Regions from separate parts of the Mus musculus genome. Here region 1 is linked to region 2. The links are chromatin loops, found by intact Hi-C in ENCODE. Cell type or tissue: heart. All regions are shown on one strand.

Region 1 (8,000 bases), 250 kb after region 2:
CAAGAGTTTTACACTTAGTATTAATAGCACCAGGGTTGTTAACTCTTGACACGCCTCAAGAATAATGTAGTGTCACTGACCCCAAAATTCTCTAGGCCTTGTTAAATTATCTATGTCTGGAGACTTTCCATTTATCAGTATAGTATACTAATTTGCTCTTGGCATGGGATGTAGTCTGTAATATGAATTTTTATCTCAGTGAGAATTTTAGACTCTTTCTGCAGACAACTGAATTAATGGCTAGTGCTTTATTGTTTTATGGTAGTGCTTAATTAGTTACTGAATAGGTTAAACTCCTTGCTGCTAACTGGAATCTAAGAACACTGGGAAAAGGCTTTAGCTATGTTAGAATTTAATCTTAAAAGTCATTTACTATAAGGTAATACTATATAGAGTGCACGTGGATCCATACACTAGGCTAATGTGGATTTGGAAAATTAATTTTATGAGTTAAGGGAATAGCCAAAGATCCAGGAGTAAGTTTCCTTGAAACTCTTTCCTCATGAGAAAGCTTTCAGATTTTCATCTGTCAAGCTGACTCCACTGGAGTCCCGTGGCAGAAAGGGAGACACAGACAGAAAGCAAGGCTGAACCCACCAGGTCATATTCAGGCTCGTTGCTTCTGTCTGGTGTCTAGGCTAGCATAATAGAAGCTCCAAGCAATAGGGCAGATGGGGCTGGAGAGATTACTCAGCAGTTAAAAGCACTTATTGCTCTTTCAGAAGACCCACGTTCGAGTCCCATTACCCACCTGCTCACAACCATCTACAACTGTAGTTCCAGGGTTTCTGATGCCCTCTTCTAGCCTCTGCAGGCACTGCAGTGCATGTGTATACTTTTGTTACATAGCCCCATGGCTGTTTTTCTGTTATGTGTCTTACCCTGCATCTTAACTTGAGGAGGGTACGAGTGACTGCTTAGGCCCTAGCGATGCAATGGCTCTTGGGATGGTTAAAAAAAACATGTCCTTGATTTAATTATCCGTGAAAGCGCCACATGTTGTGAATTGTTACCAGTGAACTGTGTACATGACCTAGCTAAATTTCAACCTCACCCTAGAGTTTGACGACAGGATGCCCAAAGGCCAGGAGTTCCTCTTTCGATGACTTATTCAACCCTGGGTAGCTTTAAAGTGACTGCCAGAGCAGCCAGCAGATAACCTCCAGGTTCATTATATTCTAATTTCCGTCCTAAGTGACTCAACTACTGCAGAGACGACAGGAAGTGTCAGACCATCAAGGAAGCAAAGGAGAGGCATGCTCAAGTTCCGGGAATCTTCTCTTGCTCCAGGAAAGGTCACCGACACTCGTCCCCTGGCATCCCCTCCCCCTACTGTCCTTGTCCTGGTTTTGTGTGTGTGTGTGTGTGTGTGTGTGTGTGTGTGTGTATTTGACCATGTGATCTGGGAGGAAGGCTTCCAGCTCTGTTCACTCGTCACCTTATGAACATGCTGCCTGTGTTCAGTTTCCCTTTTGCAATTTGACTTTGAAAACCTCAACAAAGAGCCCCACCCTGAGGGTCCCTTCCTCACTAGCATCTCTAGCAACCCTAGTAGCAAACAAACCCTAAATTCTCAAACTATATATTTAAGACCTTTTTAACAGTAAAATATCAATTTGGAGATAGTCAAATGGAAGCTTTCAGCGCTGGCCTCTGCTCCTACAAGAAAGAGTGACGAACGCGTTGGAGTTGCATGGCTGAAGGGGAGCGTGGGAAGGGGAGACAGAGGGACTCTGCAAGTCCCTGATACCTTGGACAGGAGCCTAGGCAATGCAGTAAGCCACACTGGCACTAAGCCCTGCAGGACGCTGCTCACATCACAGGGAAGGGCTTGACAAGGGAGGCCCAGCAGATCCTGCTGCACAGGTGACACTAATAGCCAGAGGACAGTCCAACAGTTGTCACAGGCTTAAAGTGAGTTAGGGGAGCTACCTGGATCCTGCAGTTTTGCCTCAGAGGAGAAACTCACATTACCTTCTGATACACTTACACCATCAGAGCCACTGTCGGAATTCGGTTCCCTGGAGGAAGGACACCGCTTACACCATCTTCCCCGGGGTCACCATCACACCAGAGTCTGGGGCTCCCTTCCCACATAGACTTGGCAGTGTAACCATGACTCCAACATCTCACTTCTGACTATAGTAGGCAGACATTTCATTTTAGCAGAGATATGGCCACTTGGAAGATCTGAGTTAGAAAAGACCTATTCTCTGGGGCTTGAGACTGGTCCTGCATCTGCCACTGCCTCTATTTCAGATGTCAGCCACCCCTTGGCTCTTGTCACTTCTAGGTCTGAGGACACTCATTTCTCATTCCCTGTGTTCCTAGGACCACCATTACCAGAGGTCTAGTGGTATCCAAGGGAATACAAAGAGTAGATATGTCTCTAAGCAGACACACTTACACATATACATGCAACACAGACACACATGCATACACACACAATGTAGATAAATACAACACACACATGCATGTCTCTCTCTCACACAGAGACACCCACCCCTGTGGGTGCATAGAATATGCAAAATTAGGTTATGCGTCTGTATGTTTGCAACAAGCACAAGAATGCCAATGTTTGAAATACAGCACCACTCAGAGGAGTAGTTAACAGAACGTGACAGTAAGGCAGCTGAGAACAAGTGATACGGCATTCTATGCCTGATGACTGAAGACTTAGTCAGAACCTCAATCCTCCTCAACAGAGGCACAGTTTTAATACAATGTATTTCCAATTTCCAACAGTAATGTGCATATCAGTAAGATTAGTCTGAAAGGTTTGTACAAAGGGAACCACAGTAGAACGGCTAACGCAGTTGACAAGAATAAAGTCATAGGTAAGGTCGGTCTACTCATTTTTGAGACTTACGTAACTATAGTACTCAGAATTAAGACTAAGGAGGAAAGAATACACAGAGCAGTGGAACAGTGTAAGAGCAACACAGCCAGAGCTCTTGACTCTAGCTGCATATGTATCAAAAGATGACCTAGTCGGCCATCACTGGAAAGAGAGGCCCATTGGTCAGGCAAATGTTATATGCCCCAGTACAGGGGAATGCCAGGGCCAAAAAATGGGAATGGGTGGGTAGGGGAGTGGCGGGGGGGGGGGGACTTTTGGGATAGCATTGGAAATGTAATTGAAGAAAATACGTAATAAAACAAAACAAAAAAAAAAAAAAAACAACAACAACAAAAAAAAAAAAGAGCAACACAGCCATGTCACAGCCGTCTCCGGAAAAAAAAAAAAGATGTAATGTTTTGTTTTATTTTATTTTATTTTATTTTATTTACATGGTGTTTTTTTGTCTGTGTACCTCATACATCACTGCCTATAGTGGCCAGGAGAGGGTGCCAGATCCCCTGCAACTGGAGTTACAGATGGATGTGAGCCAACATTTGGGTCCTGAGAATCAAACCCAGGTCCTCTCTCTGCATGAACAACCACTGATCTTAACTTCTAAGCCATGTTTCTAAAAATTTGGTATCTATGGGTTCTGAAAAAGAAACTTGCCTCATGCCTTGTATAAAAATTACCTTAGAATGCATACTAGACTAATGTCTAAAATATGAATCTGTGGAGCATTCAGGAAAAAAAAATGGAAAGATTGTCAGTATGAAGAGATAGTCAGGCTGGGTGTTGGTGGTGAACACCTTTAATCCCAGCACTTGGGAGGCAGAGCCAGACACGTCTCTGAAAGTTCGAGCCAGCCTGGTCTACAGAGTGAGTTTCAGGAAAGCCAGGGCTACACAGAGAAACCCTGTCTCGAAAAACCAAAACACAAATAACAACAACAAAAGAGATCGTCAAAGAATTCTCAGACTTCAACCAAAAAAGCACAATCTACACAAAGAATAATGAATAAACAAACTGCAGAAAATTAAAAACTTCAGCCGCATGAGGGGAAAGGGGAACTCAGTTGTCTCCTGGATACACTGTATTCAAGCCACGTTTCACCCCAAGTGATGGTGAGCTTTTTTTTTTCCAAAATTAGACAAAGAAATACAATTGAAGCACAAAAATAGGAAACTGAAGTTAATACCAGGAAATAAAACAATAAGAATGAGCATAATGAAGCATTTTAAATTAAGACAAGAATACTAATCTTTAAATCTGTTTATATTTGTAAAACTCCAAGAAAAAAATTTTTAAGAAGAATCACAACTATGTACATAATTTTTTGTTGCTGTTGTTTTTTTCCTTAATCATAGTAATTCTGTTGCTAGGGGGGAAAGGAGGTTGGAAAATACTCATAATTTAGTGTTAACTCTTTTTTGCTTTTTAGACATTTGAGATTGTTACGTTGTTTTCCTTACACCTGTAAAGAGAAAAATAGAAACCACTTGGTGCAGAGAAGCAGCACAAAACCCCACGCTCCACCCGAGTTAGTGTTTAGTGTTTAAAGAGAGCGCCCTCTAGAGGTTATCTAGGGAACAACAACACATGACATTTTTCGGTGAAACAGAATGATGGACCTGGGACTTGGAATTCTTTCCATAGGTGAATGGCCGTCATGTTGCAGAACTGCACCCGAACTCTCAGAGTTCCCGCCCCAGAGTTATGTAAAATGCTGCCTTGGCAGAGGGTATAGACAGAGCGAAGAATTGTTCAAAGTCATCTCAAAGTAATCTAATCAAGATTACCAAAGTTTTCTTGAGCCTAATATAAAAGAACGAAAGATCTGGAAAAAAAACGTAGAAGTCCCATAGAGTCCAGCAATCCATTTCTGGACTTACATTCTATTAAATTAAATAGAACCTCAAAAGGCTATTTAAGCACCCATGTTTGTTGTAGCATTATTCACAATGGCCACGAGGTGGAAACAAATCAGATGTCCCTCACCAGGTGAAAAGATAGTGTTTTGTATGGAACAGAACAGAGGGACCCGCCTCTCCTCGGGCTAGAGCAGAGATAACGTGGAAAGCAATGGTTCTCAACCTGTGGGCTGTGGCAGAGACAAACAACCCCTCTCTGGCAGCTGGCAGGACCGCCCTTGTGGCTGCCACAGATGCCTGGAGAAAGCTACACTAAGACTACAGCTGTTTGCTGCTGAAACTGCCTTCCCCCCTCATCAAAGCACATTTCTAGCCATCCCATCTTGCACAGCTCCCTCTGGCCTTTCTGCCACCACAATCTATATAATGTTACACGTCTATTTTCAGGGTTTGACCACTTGGTATTGGATAACCAATTAATTAGTATGCTCTTCCCTGGAGAAAAGTGTTTCTCTTGCTCTTAGTATTTCTTAGTTGTCTGTAGATCTTTGTGCAGGGTTGTTCTTATGCCCAAAGGTAAGTTTAGTCCTTACCACTCATGAAGAAGAAATATATATTTGCAACAAATAGAGGTCACTACATAATACCATAACCAATCACAATGCAGAGGAACCCAGTCCCAATGGATACATTCACAACACACTCCGACACCTAAGGCTCAGAGATCATTGTGGAAGAGGTACCTGAAGGATTACGAACCAGGGGATCAGGGAGTTTGCTGTGAGACTGTGTCTCCTATGTCAATGCAACACCCATAAAGTCTCCCTGGTGTCCCTGCCTAAGCATGAGCAAGGACATCAGTGGACTTGCCAAGGCAAATAGGGGAAGCCCATGAGGCTTGAACCCTACACAGTTTTCTTTTTAAGTAGAGGGGATTGAGCTGATAGCACAAAGGCAAACACGCAAATAAATAAAAAGCCCAAATGTCAGTAACAGTGAGAGGGGGATGAAGCATCTCATGGTGAGAGACTGGGGCTTATTAGAAATGACAGAGGGGGGCTGGTGAGATGGCTCAGTGGGTTAGAGCACCCGACTGCTCTTCCGAAGGTCCAGAGTTCAAATCCCAGCAACCACATGGTGGCTCACAACCATCCGTAACAAGATCTGACTCCCTCTTCTGGAGTGTCTGAAGACAGCTACAGTGTACTTACATATAATAAATAAATAAATCTTTAAAAAAAAAAAAAAAAAAAAAGAAATGACAGAGGGGACAAAGGAAGGAGACAACAAAGAACAACAGAAATAGAGGGTAGGGAGAAGAGGACAGACAGACAAGGAAGAAGAAATATAGACATGTGTAAAGAGACAGAGAGAGGAAACTGTGGGTGTTAGCCACAGGAAAATGTCTAGGAAGCAGCCAAGCATCATTTGCTGCATTAGTCAGGGTTCTCTAGAGGAACAAAACTTATAGAATGAATACACACACACACATATACACACATATATTCATACACATTTATGTATATACATATACATACATATAATACACACACATACATATGCATGCATGCTGTGGTCCAGCTAATCTAACAATAGCTGTTTACCAACTGAAGGTCTAAGAATCCAGTAGTTGTTCAGTCTACAGGGCTGAATGTCTCAGCTGGTCATCAGAATGTCAAAATCCCAAAGAAACAGGATCAAATGGCAGTAAAGGAATGGACTGGACAGTGAGAGCAAGAGCCAGCAGGCCAAGAGCAAGCTTCTTTCTCATGAACTGCATATAGGCTACCGTCAGAAGGTGTGGCCCAGATTAAAGGTGGATCTTTTTAAAAGATAGTTTTTTATTTTATGCATGAAAGTACACTGTTGCTGTCTTCAGACACACCAGAAGAGGGCATTGGATCCCATTACCGATGGTTGGGAGCCACCATGTGGTTGCTGGGAATTGAACTCAGGACCTCTGGAAGAGCAGCCAGTACTCTTAACCGCTGAGCCATCTTTCCAGCCCCTAATGATGGATCTTTCCACCACAAAATATTTAATTAAGGAAAAAAATCCTCACAGCTGTACCCAGCAAGTGGGTTTTAGTTAATTCCAGATGTAGTCAACTTGACAACCAAGCATAGCCATCACCATGGGCCAAGGGCCCTATTGCCACAGGGCTGACAACAAGACTTTAGCCACTGTAAAGAGCCAAGGACACAGCACCCTAGATCTGGAAGGCAACATGCCAGCTGCAAAAGGAACTGAAAATCTCAACGTCCACGTCTCACCCAGGGCTGCAAAGCTAAGAAGCGCCATGCTTGCATTTGACTACAGTTGTCCAAGGGGCTGCTTGGAGCGACAGCTCTCTGGCTGTTAAATGCCAGGCCATTAGTAACTGGAGCCTAGAACAGAAAATGTCTAAGCTCAATATTTTGAATTGTAAGCCTCTAGTTTCTAATGCCTGGAATTCAGAGTCTCTCGTTTCCAGGATTTGGTGCTATATGCCTGTCTGCCAGCTGCCTAGCACTCCAGGGCCCAGGGCTACCAACACTGCATGAACCACTTACTGCCAACACCAGGTTTCCATCCAAATAGAGCAAAAGAATCCCATTCTTGCCAGGCAGTGGTGGCACATGCCTTTAATTCTAGCACTGGGAAGACAGAGGCAGGTGAATCTCTGTGAGTTCAAGGCCAGCCTGGTCTATAGAGTTAGTTCCAGGACAGCTAGGGCTACACAGAGAAACCCTGTCTCTAAAAAACAGAAAACAAAAAACAAACAAATAGCCCCATCCTACTCACTGGTAATAAACACACAAATGGATTATCATTCCACATCTATAAGAAGGAAATACTTTCACATCTGTCTACACAAATGAACACCGAAGAAACTCCACAAAGACATTCTGCTAAGTGAAATAAGCCAATCACAAAAAGAATAGGAAATGATGATGCCCAGGTCTAGGAGAAAGGATGTCACTGTTCCATTTCCGTTTTTGCAAGATTGTAGGGTTCTGTAGACTTACTGCAACCATCTCGAATACAGTCAACATCGCTGAGCTGTACTGCTGAACTGGCCAGGACTGCAGCTACTTCCCTAGCCTGTGGGTTGTGAGTTCACATCTCCTCTGGTTTGATGTAATCCCGTTTGCCCATCTTCATGTCTGTTGCCCTTATGACCTTTCAGCATCATATCCCAGAAGTCTTTGCACAGACCAATGTCATGAACGCTTTCCTGTTTTCATGGAGCTATTTCATAGTTTTAGGTCTGTGTGTGCATGCAGTTGCATACACAAGTTGTGTGC
Region 2 (8,000 bases):
GAAATCCTGGGGATTGGGCCCAAGGTTTTGGGCATGCCAGGGAAACTCTCTACCGCCAAGTCATGGCACCTCCAGCCCAACTTGCAACTCTTCATGGCCCTGGAATATAGCCACACAGTCTCTAAATATGTTGATTATGTAGTTCTATCCGTAAGAGATCTCTGAGCCCGTGATATGGGATTACTTGCCCCTCGAAGGTCCCAGGGCTTCTCGCCTCCTGGGACTTACATTGTGTGTGGTTCTTTTCCATGATAAGGAGGGCTGACCTGGGAGACCAGAGGACGGCATGGAAATGATGGGCTGTGTGGTGCTAAGCCCACTGCCGTCATGTCAGGAGGACATTCAAGCAGCCTCGTGGACAGGCCTGTGTGGTGAGGAACAGAGGAGTCTAAGCAGCAACCCACAGTAACTTGCCTGTCCTATGAGTGAGTCACTTTGGCAGTTGATTTTCCAGCCTTAGTCCAGTCTTTCAACAAACACAGCACTGACTGAGATCATGGTTGTGTCCTCAGGAGAGATTATTCTGAGTCAGAACCAATGGTCGAAGCCGCACTTTAACCTTTACAGTGGAGATGGTCTGTGTTTATTGTTTAAGTTGCTAAGTTGTGGGGTACTTACTTTGTGGTAAATGACTGGTACACATATCCAATGGGATATATATATACATATGTATATATACTATGTTATATGTTATATATTATACTTATACATAGTATATGTATAATATATATTATAAAATGTATCTCTCTAAATAGAAATCTATTGAAAAGGGATGAAAAACTACACACACACTCATTCATACATCCACAATCCACACTTAACATTTATTCAAGCATGTGTGTTAACATTAGTCCAGTACTGCTCTCTGATCCATGAGCTTAGGGCATGGCTCTCAGGTATGAACTGTATTTCAAAATGCCTTCTTCCAGGACAATATGCAAATAGAAAGATGCAAAAATCCTGAGTTTACAGCATTTTCCAGTTTTACAAGCTAGGGCTGAGGTCTCTCTAGCACTGAGAGAGCAAGAGGCTCGGTGCCCCCTGCTAGTCCCTACCTCTATGAGTAGAGCTACTATTCAGACTGGATCTGTATCTGTTTGCTTGCCAGAATAAACTAGATTGTAAGTGGCAAAATCAGAGAGTGTTAAATTAATGGCCCAATTTTCACCAAAATCGCTGGCAGCAAGCCCGGTTCATGTAAACATGCGGATTTTTAGGACACAGACAAGCAAGGACGCACAGAGTAGTTGGATTTATGTAAGCGGCACCTTCCTGAATAGCTCACAGGCTCTAGACGGCCACAGAGGCCACTCCTCACTGTGGAGCCTAACAGGAGGAGGATTATATGTTGAATATTGCTCTTGTCCCAAGCCTGAGTTCTGACAGGCCTCTCTGAAGCTCTCAGGACCATGAGGGGCCATGTTTAAGCCTCTCTGGGGATTTGGGGACCTGGTGCGTGGGACAGCTAAGGATCCCATTCTGAGTGAGGTGCTGGAGGCAGCACACAGGTCACTGAGTTGGGCTGCCCGGGTGTTAGTCTGTGCTCTTCTGTGTAGTATGGCTTTGAGAAGCCCTTGTCTTCCAGAGCCTCAGCTTTCTTGCCTGCAGAATGGGTTGTTCTCTGGGGATGAGAAAGGTTGAAGTCCTGGGGCATATGGTAGAATCAGTGATTTCTTGGCCCTGATCCTAGAGGGGAGCTGCTCCTCCTGTTACCACTGCGCTGCTTGGAGGACTACCATAGAGTGAGTCAGTCAGGTTAGGGCTGAGGAGCCTGGAGCTGAGACCCCAGGAATCTACAGCTTGCAATTATAACACTGAGGTCACAGGGCAGGATTGGGCAAGAGCGGGGAATCAGTTGGTGCCTCTGATCCTGGTCAGGGATATTTGGAGATACGGACAATTCTGGGAAATTCAGGACCGAAAGGGGGAGGGCTCTGAGGGCAAGCAGCAAACTGTTCCCTAGCCTTTTAAGGCCTGTCTCACCCACAAAAAGGTAACAAGTATTGAACATGCGGAAGTGCATGCGTAGATGTGTGTGCCTCTGTGTGTGTGTGTGTGTGTGTGTGTGTAGACTCCCCTTTTCTGAGAAATAGAATAGAGGTCACCCATGCCTTCTTTCCTCCCCTATACCTCCCCAGTTCCAAGTCTACTCCTACCTCTGTTTATGGTTCAAAGTCCCGGTGTTGGTGATGCCAGGTTCAGCGTGCTCGGACACACATGGGCCCTGGATGGACCCTGTCCCCTCCCCTCCCATTGCCCAGGGCTCTTCACCTGGTTCTTCAGGCTTCAGCCCCCTCCTTAGCCTGGGCTCTTCGTGGTGCTGAGGGACCTTCAGTAAGTACAGCAGGAGGAGAAGGGATGGGTGACAGCCAAGAGAGAGTGGCTGTATGGGTTCACATGCGCAGTGTGTGTGAATGGGAGAGGAGAGATTTTTCTTAGACAGAATGTAGCCTTGGTTAGTCTGGAATGCACTCTGTAGACCAGGCTGGCCTCGAACCTACAGAGATCCACCAGACTCTGCTTCCTGAATACTGGGATTAAAAGCATGTGTCATCATGTCCAGCTAGAGGATAGATTTTTGGATGTCAGGCTTGGGAGCAGATAGGGTTAGGGGAGACAGAAAGTATGTCCACCTAGTCAGATGTAAAAGGGAACTGGACTTCATCCAGCTCTGAGTCTGTTAGCCTCGGCCTCAGCTCTAAAGGCTCTAAATTTGGCTGTCCTAGGTCCGGATCCAGTGCCATCATGACAAAGGATTATCAAGATTTCCAGCACCTGGACAATGATAATGACCATCATCAACTCCGGAGAGGTGAGAGGTGCTCCCTTTCAGAGAGGCGAGGGGTTCTCCCCTCTGGAGGAGAACATCAGTGGCTCTGTCCCTCCGACTCAGCTCCTGTGTCCTGTGGAGATCCCTAGCTCTGTTCCATACACTCAGAAAACAGTGGCTGCATCACTCTTGCTGGGACATAGGGTACAGGGCATAGTGTTGGCATCCTCAGTGACAGATGTCCAAGCTTCCTCCCAATGTTACCCATTTCTCAAGACCCCAGGCAGAGGGTGGCTCCAAGGTGTGGGGCCTACTGAAGGTCGGGGGCATGAGCTTATTGTCAGCCCCGTCTGAAGTTAGGTCCCTTTCTTCTTCAGTTTCAACAGTGTGTATGTGGAGGTGGAGGTGGGGATGGGAGGTGATCAGGATCAGTTTGACTTAAGGGACCCTTGGAGAGGGGGCTGAGGGTCTCAGCACGGATGAAAGATGAAGCATCTGCTCTCCCTACTTTGTCCTCTGAGCAGGGACTGTCGTGTGCCTGTACAAACAAATACAGAGCTCTTGAGGTATCCCAGGTGGGCAGTGTGCTTTTATGCAGGAAGGAGCACAGGAGGGGAAACGGGGCGGGGGGGGGGGGGCAGGAGGGAAAGCCCGCAGGCCAACCGACAGGACTGAGTGTCATTTTCTCCCTTGGTGGGAGAGGCTCACCTTTTCTCCTTGCATGCAACCAAAGACGCACAGGATTCACGGAAAGAGGAGGAAACCCACCCTTCCCACACTTTGGTGGAGCAATGACTCCCCAGGCGTGGTTCATCGTCTGTAATGACAATATTATGCCACAGGGTGGCAGCAGAGGTCCAGGGCTTCGGGAATGCTAGGGCAGGTCAAAGCTTTGCACTTCTGATAACCCCCTTTCTTCCCTATCTTTAGGTCCTGCAGGGTTGTCCACGGCCCACATTTCTTAATCTATACGGCCCCTCTTAGTCTACTGGAGAGCTTAGTTTGCGCTCTTCCTAATACCTCGGGATTTAGGTTGGCCCAGGTAGTGAACTCTTGATACGCTCTCTTGCAGGGCCGCCTCCCACTCCACGGCTCTTGCAGCGACTCTGCTCTGGATCCCGCCTCCTCCTGCTCTCCTCGAGCCTCAGCATTCTGTTGCTGGTGGTTGTCTGTGTGATCACATCCCAAAGTGGGTGGCCAGGGCTGGGCAGAGAAAGGGGGCAACTTCGGGTGTGTGTGAGCAAGCGGTGGGTGCGGTGGTTGGTGGACACAGACAACTTATTTTTCTCTACCCACATCCTCTCTTGCTTAGATTCCCAACTCCGGGAAGATCTGCTGGCTCTAAGGCAGAATTTCAGCAACCTCACTGTGAGCACTGAGGACCAGGTCAAGGCCCTGAGCACCCAGGGTGAGGGGGACTGGGTCTGGGGCCTGGGTCTGGGTGAGGGGTGGTGGGGTTGTCAGGACTTTGAACAAGTTTATCCTCTAGGAAGTAGTGTGGGAAGAAAGATGAAGTTAGTGGAGTCGAAGCTGGAAAAACAGCAGAAGGATCTGACTGAAGGTGAGGATGGGGCGGGGGGGGGGGAGGGAAGGGGGAGGGGAGGGGAAGGGGAGGGTGAGGGGGGAAGGGAAGGAGGGGAGAGGGGGGAGGAAGAGGGAATGAGGGGCAAAGGGTAAGAGGTTAGGGGGAGAAAGAGGGAAGGGAGAGGGTGAGGGTGAGAGAGAGAGAGGAGGGGGAGGTCAGGTGGGGGGAGGGGTCTGACATGGGGCCAAATCTCGCAGCCTAGATCAAAGTTTTGGCTAGGGAGCCTGTGATGATTGGTTGTTCTCCAGTGTTCACACTCACCTCATTTCTTCCTTCTTCCTCCCCTCTTCTCTCTGCCTCCTCCTGTCCTCTGCCACTCCCCCCCATCCCCATCCCCCCGGCCCCCAGATCACTCCAGTTTGCTACTGCACGTGAAGCAGTTAGTGTCTGACGTGCGAAGCTTGAGCTGCCAGATGGCTGCATTTCGGGGCAATGGTGAGGGATGGGGGTACTAGTCCCACTTTCTTGAGCACCCCACCCTGGCAGCAGCTCAGCCCTTCACCCTGCATTCCCTCACCTCAGGCTCTGAAAGGACCTGCTGCCCCATCAACTGGGTGGAGTATGAAGGCAGCTGCTACTGGTTCTCCAGCTCTGTGAGGCCTTGGACTGAAGCTGACAAGTACTGCCAGCTGGAAAATGCCCATCTGGTGGTGGTGACCTCCAGGGATGAGCAGGTGAGGCCACGCTGAGCTGGGTTCTTCTGGGATGCTAGATGGTGGAAAGGAGAGGTCACTAAGTCTGCTTCTTTCCTCAGAACTTCCTCCAGCGCCACATGGGCCCCTTAAACACTTGGATTGGCCTAACTGACCAGAACGGGCCCTGGAAATGGGTGGATGGAACAGACTACGAGACAGGCTTCCAGTGAGTGTGGGTCTGCGGGCAGGGTAGCTGGTGTCATCCTGGGCCGGGGGTCTCAAGGCTGGCGACATGACTGAGAGTCTGATCTCCCGGGGCTCACAGCCATCTTCTGTCTCTAGGAATTGGAGACCAGAGCAGCCAGATAACTGGTACGGACATGGGCTTGGAGGAGGCGAGGACTGTGCCCACTTCACGACGGATGGCCGCTGGAATGACGACGTCTGCAGGAGGCCCTACCGCTGGGTCTGTGAGACAAAGTTGGATAAGGCTAATTAGGAACCTTCCTTCCCCTCATTTATATCCTTAATTCCTTGAGCTGCTGAGGTTTAGAACTGGTAGAGCCTACCTAAGGGTCTCCCCATCTCCAGGAACTCTCATGTAGGATTTTTAAAGGACCGGTAAAGAATGGTGTTTGAGAAATGGTGTATGATGCCTGGTGGTGGTAGGGGTGCGTATTGAAACCCAGCGCGCAGTTCTCTTCTGTCAGCTTGTTTTTTTTAGAGTAAAAGGAAGAGAAATAAAAGTTCATGAGCTGTCTGGTCATTGGGATTAGGAAGCAGGTGTGGGTTGGCTCATGTTAGGAAGGCTTCGGGTCAGCAGCCGAGCTGTGAAAACAGAATGAACTTTGGGTAGCACAGCCTGCTGGCAGCCTGGCTTCGCCGTGGACAGATACAGCAACGTGAGCTAGTTATTCTGTCCTAAAGTCTCAGTTGGAAGATGGGAGGATTTTTGACCTCTGTCTGCTGGGGGCAGGACCAACCACCAGGGAACTGCAGCCCCCCTGTGCTGAGTGCATCAGAGACTTGGAATGGAACACACTGGCCTGCGACACTCATCACAACGAACAGAAACTGCTTTGTACACTGAATAAACGCAGTGAATACCCAGCTCAGGATCACAGACACATGAATGCAAAGTTATATTAGTATAACCAAGGGTGGGAATGAGGGCAATTACAGATAACTTATAGACATGAATTACTAACAAAACAGGGCAAAATGTTTGCTCATAAATAACATGAAAATACAATATATAGTCATATGTATATATACATGTATATATATAAATGACATAATATGTATATATTTTTACAAATACACTGCAGGAAAATAATATTTTTCCTCTACAGAAGAGATTGGCAAATCTGACATCTAAAATTAGAAACAAGCACTAGGCCAGACTTGGATGAAATAGTTGAAGCATTTATAACAAGTAATTAATATCAGGACTATGAAAAACTATGAAGTCTCAAGAGGAAAACTCAACATGGAAATGTGAAAAGACACGGTCAAAAACATTTGTCACTTCAGGTTGAGGGAACTATTCCCCCTGTCCACAGGCAGCCAGCGGTCTCCAGCGGTCTCCCTTCCTCTTGCCTGCCTGATGGGGCTGCCGTGGGCTTGTGCTGGTGACGCTGCCCATTGGGGCCTCTTGACAAGGAGATTGTCTTCAGTATATGATACAAATCACTTACTTTGAAGTAATAGTTGCTGTATGTGGATCATTTTGATGATATTTAAATGGGCTAGAGAAACAGCTAATCAGTTAAGAAAGTGTATTGCTCTTCCAGAGGTCCCAAGTTGGGTTCCTGGCACCTACAACAGGCAGCCCTCAATAGCTTGTAGCTCCAGATGGGGGGGGGTCTGACACCCCTGAAGGCACCCCTGAATGCATGACCTACACTCGTGCAGACATATCCATGCTCACAGACCAAAAAGAAGAAAATCTTTTTTTTTTCTAAAAAAAAAAAAAACAATTTAAAGAACTTATGTGAAAGATGCAAACTGAAAGATAACCATACAGTCTGAGCCCATCTACATAACCACAGAAGAGAAAGAAAAGAAAAAAGAAAACCCTTAAATAGTAACTAATGGAAAATTCCATGGCGGCAGCGTGCGGATGCTTCATCATTTATCACGGGATGATCTTGTCTGATAAATTCATTGCAAGCTGTAAATGCATGTTGTATGTGTGTGCTTGCATGTTGTCATGTGTGGAGACCATAGGTTGATATTGAGTGTCTTTCTCCATTACTCTCTACCTTATATCTTTTGAGGCAGGGCCCCTCACTGAATCTGGCTAGACTGGCTGGCCGGCAAGTCCCAGGGATCCCCCAGTCTCTGCCTCCCTTTGCTGGGATTATTGTCAGATAATGCTGTGCTCAGGTTATTATTAATATTTTTCATTGGTTCTGACCCTTCTGTGGCAAGCCTTTTGCTGACTCGGCCATCTCTCCGGCTGGCACATGCATTTACGATACATCTAATCTACTGACCATTAGAAGTTACTCTCCGCAGGTGATAGAGGTCATTGTTGTCTCTCTTGATAGTGTGGCTGACTGTGTGCTGTGACTCTGTCACCGTCTGGTGACAACAATAGAGAAGCAAACTGGAGCAGGGATCCTGTGGCATAGTAGTGCTTGCCCAGGAAAAGATCTAAACTCAAAATCCAAAGAATGGATTGGCCTCATGCATGCTGTGTCTCCACCACTGTGATGTAGAAAAAAAAAAAAAAAAGGTAAGTCAAACCTTCTTACATCAGGGGCACTTCTGCAGCTGATGATAACGGCCAGTGTGGCCATTCTGCTCCATAAGGCATTCTCATCAGACAGCCCGTATGGAAGCCCTAATCCTCCCCAGACACTGCCTTAGTCCTGTTTACTATCTGAAATCAACTGTGCTTTGGAATGTAAAGTTGACAGGAGTAAAGAGTAGCTTAGATTTGGGGCGGGGCAGGCTGAGGAGGGCTATAGAGCTGGGGTGGGTGTGTACTTTGAGACTTTCAGCA

What was found. Hi-C counts contacts between places; a loop is a spot of excess contacts. Peaks named below come from ENCODE experiments on the same cell type or tissue, not always from the same donor. Only the 100,000 strongest peaks of a DNase experiment are listed, where the experiment ranks them.
Region 1: a loop joins it to region 2, with 2.2 times the contacts of the local background. A loop is called at or near these places in 3 of 42 quality-filtered maps.

What each region holds. Positions count from the first base shown.
Region 1 is chr11:70,305,134-70,313,133 of GRCm38, forward strand. No RefSeq gene overlaps it. Among named protein-coding and RNA genes, the nearest start is that of Alox12e, 13 kb to the right of the region's middle. In heart, CTCF peaks have their summits at 3,343 (motif pointing right), 4,422 (motif pointing left) and 4,623; no DNase peak of the experiment used is centred here; H3K27me3 peaks cover 943 bases.
Region 2 is chr11:70,052,155-70,060,154 of GRCm38, forward strand. Asgr1 (asialoglycoprotein receptor 1) reads left to right here and starts at 2,201. Exons shown (of 9, transcript NM_009714.3): 1 at 2,201-2,334; 2 at 2,727-2,812; 3 at 3,843-3,959; 4 at 4,083-4,178; 5 at 4,260-4,331; 6 at 4,704-4,790; 7 at 4,878-5,029; 8 at 5,110-5,216; 9 at 5,333-5,741. The coding sequence starts at 2,746. The coding sequence ends at 5,489. In heart, a CTCF peak has its summit at 3,611 (motif pointing right); a DNase peak (open chromatin) is centred at 3,607; H3K4me3 peaks cover 645 bases; H3K27me3 peaks cover 2,736 bases.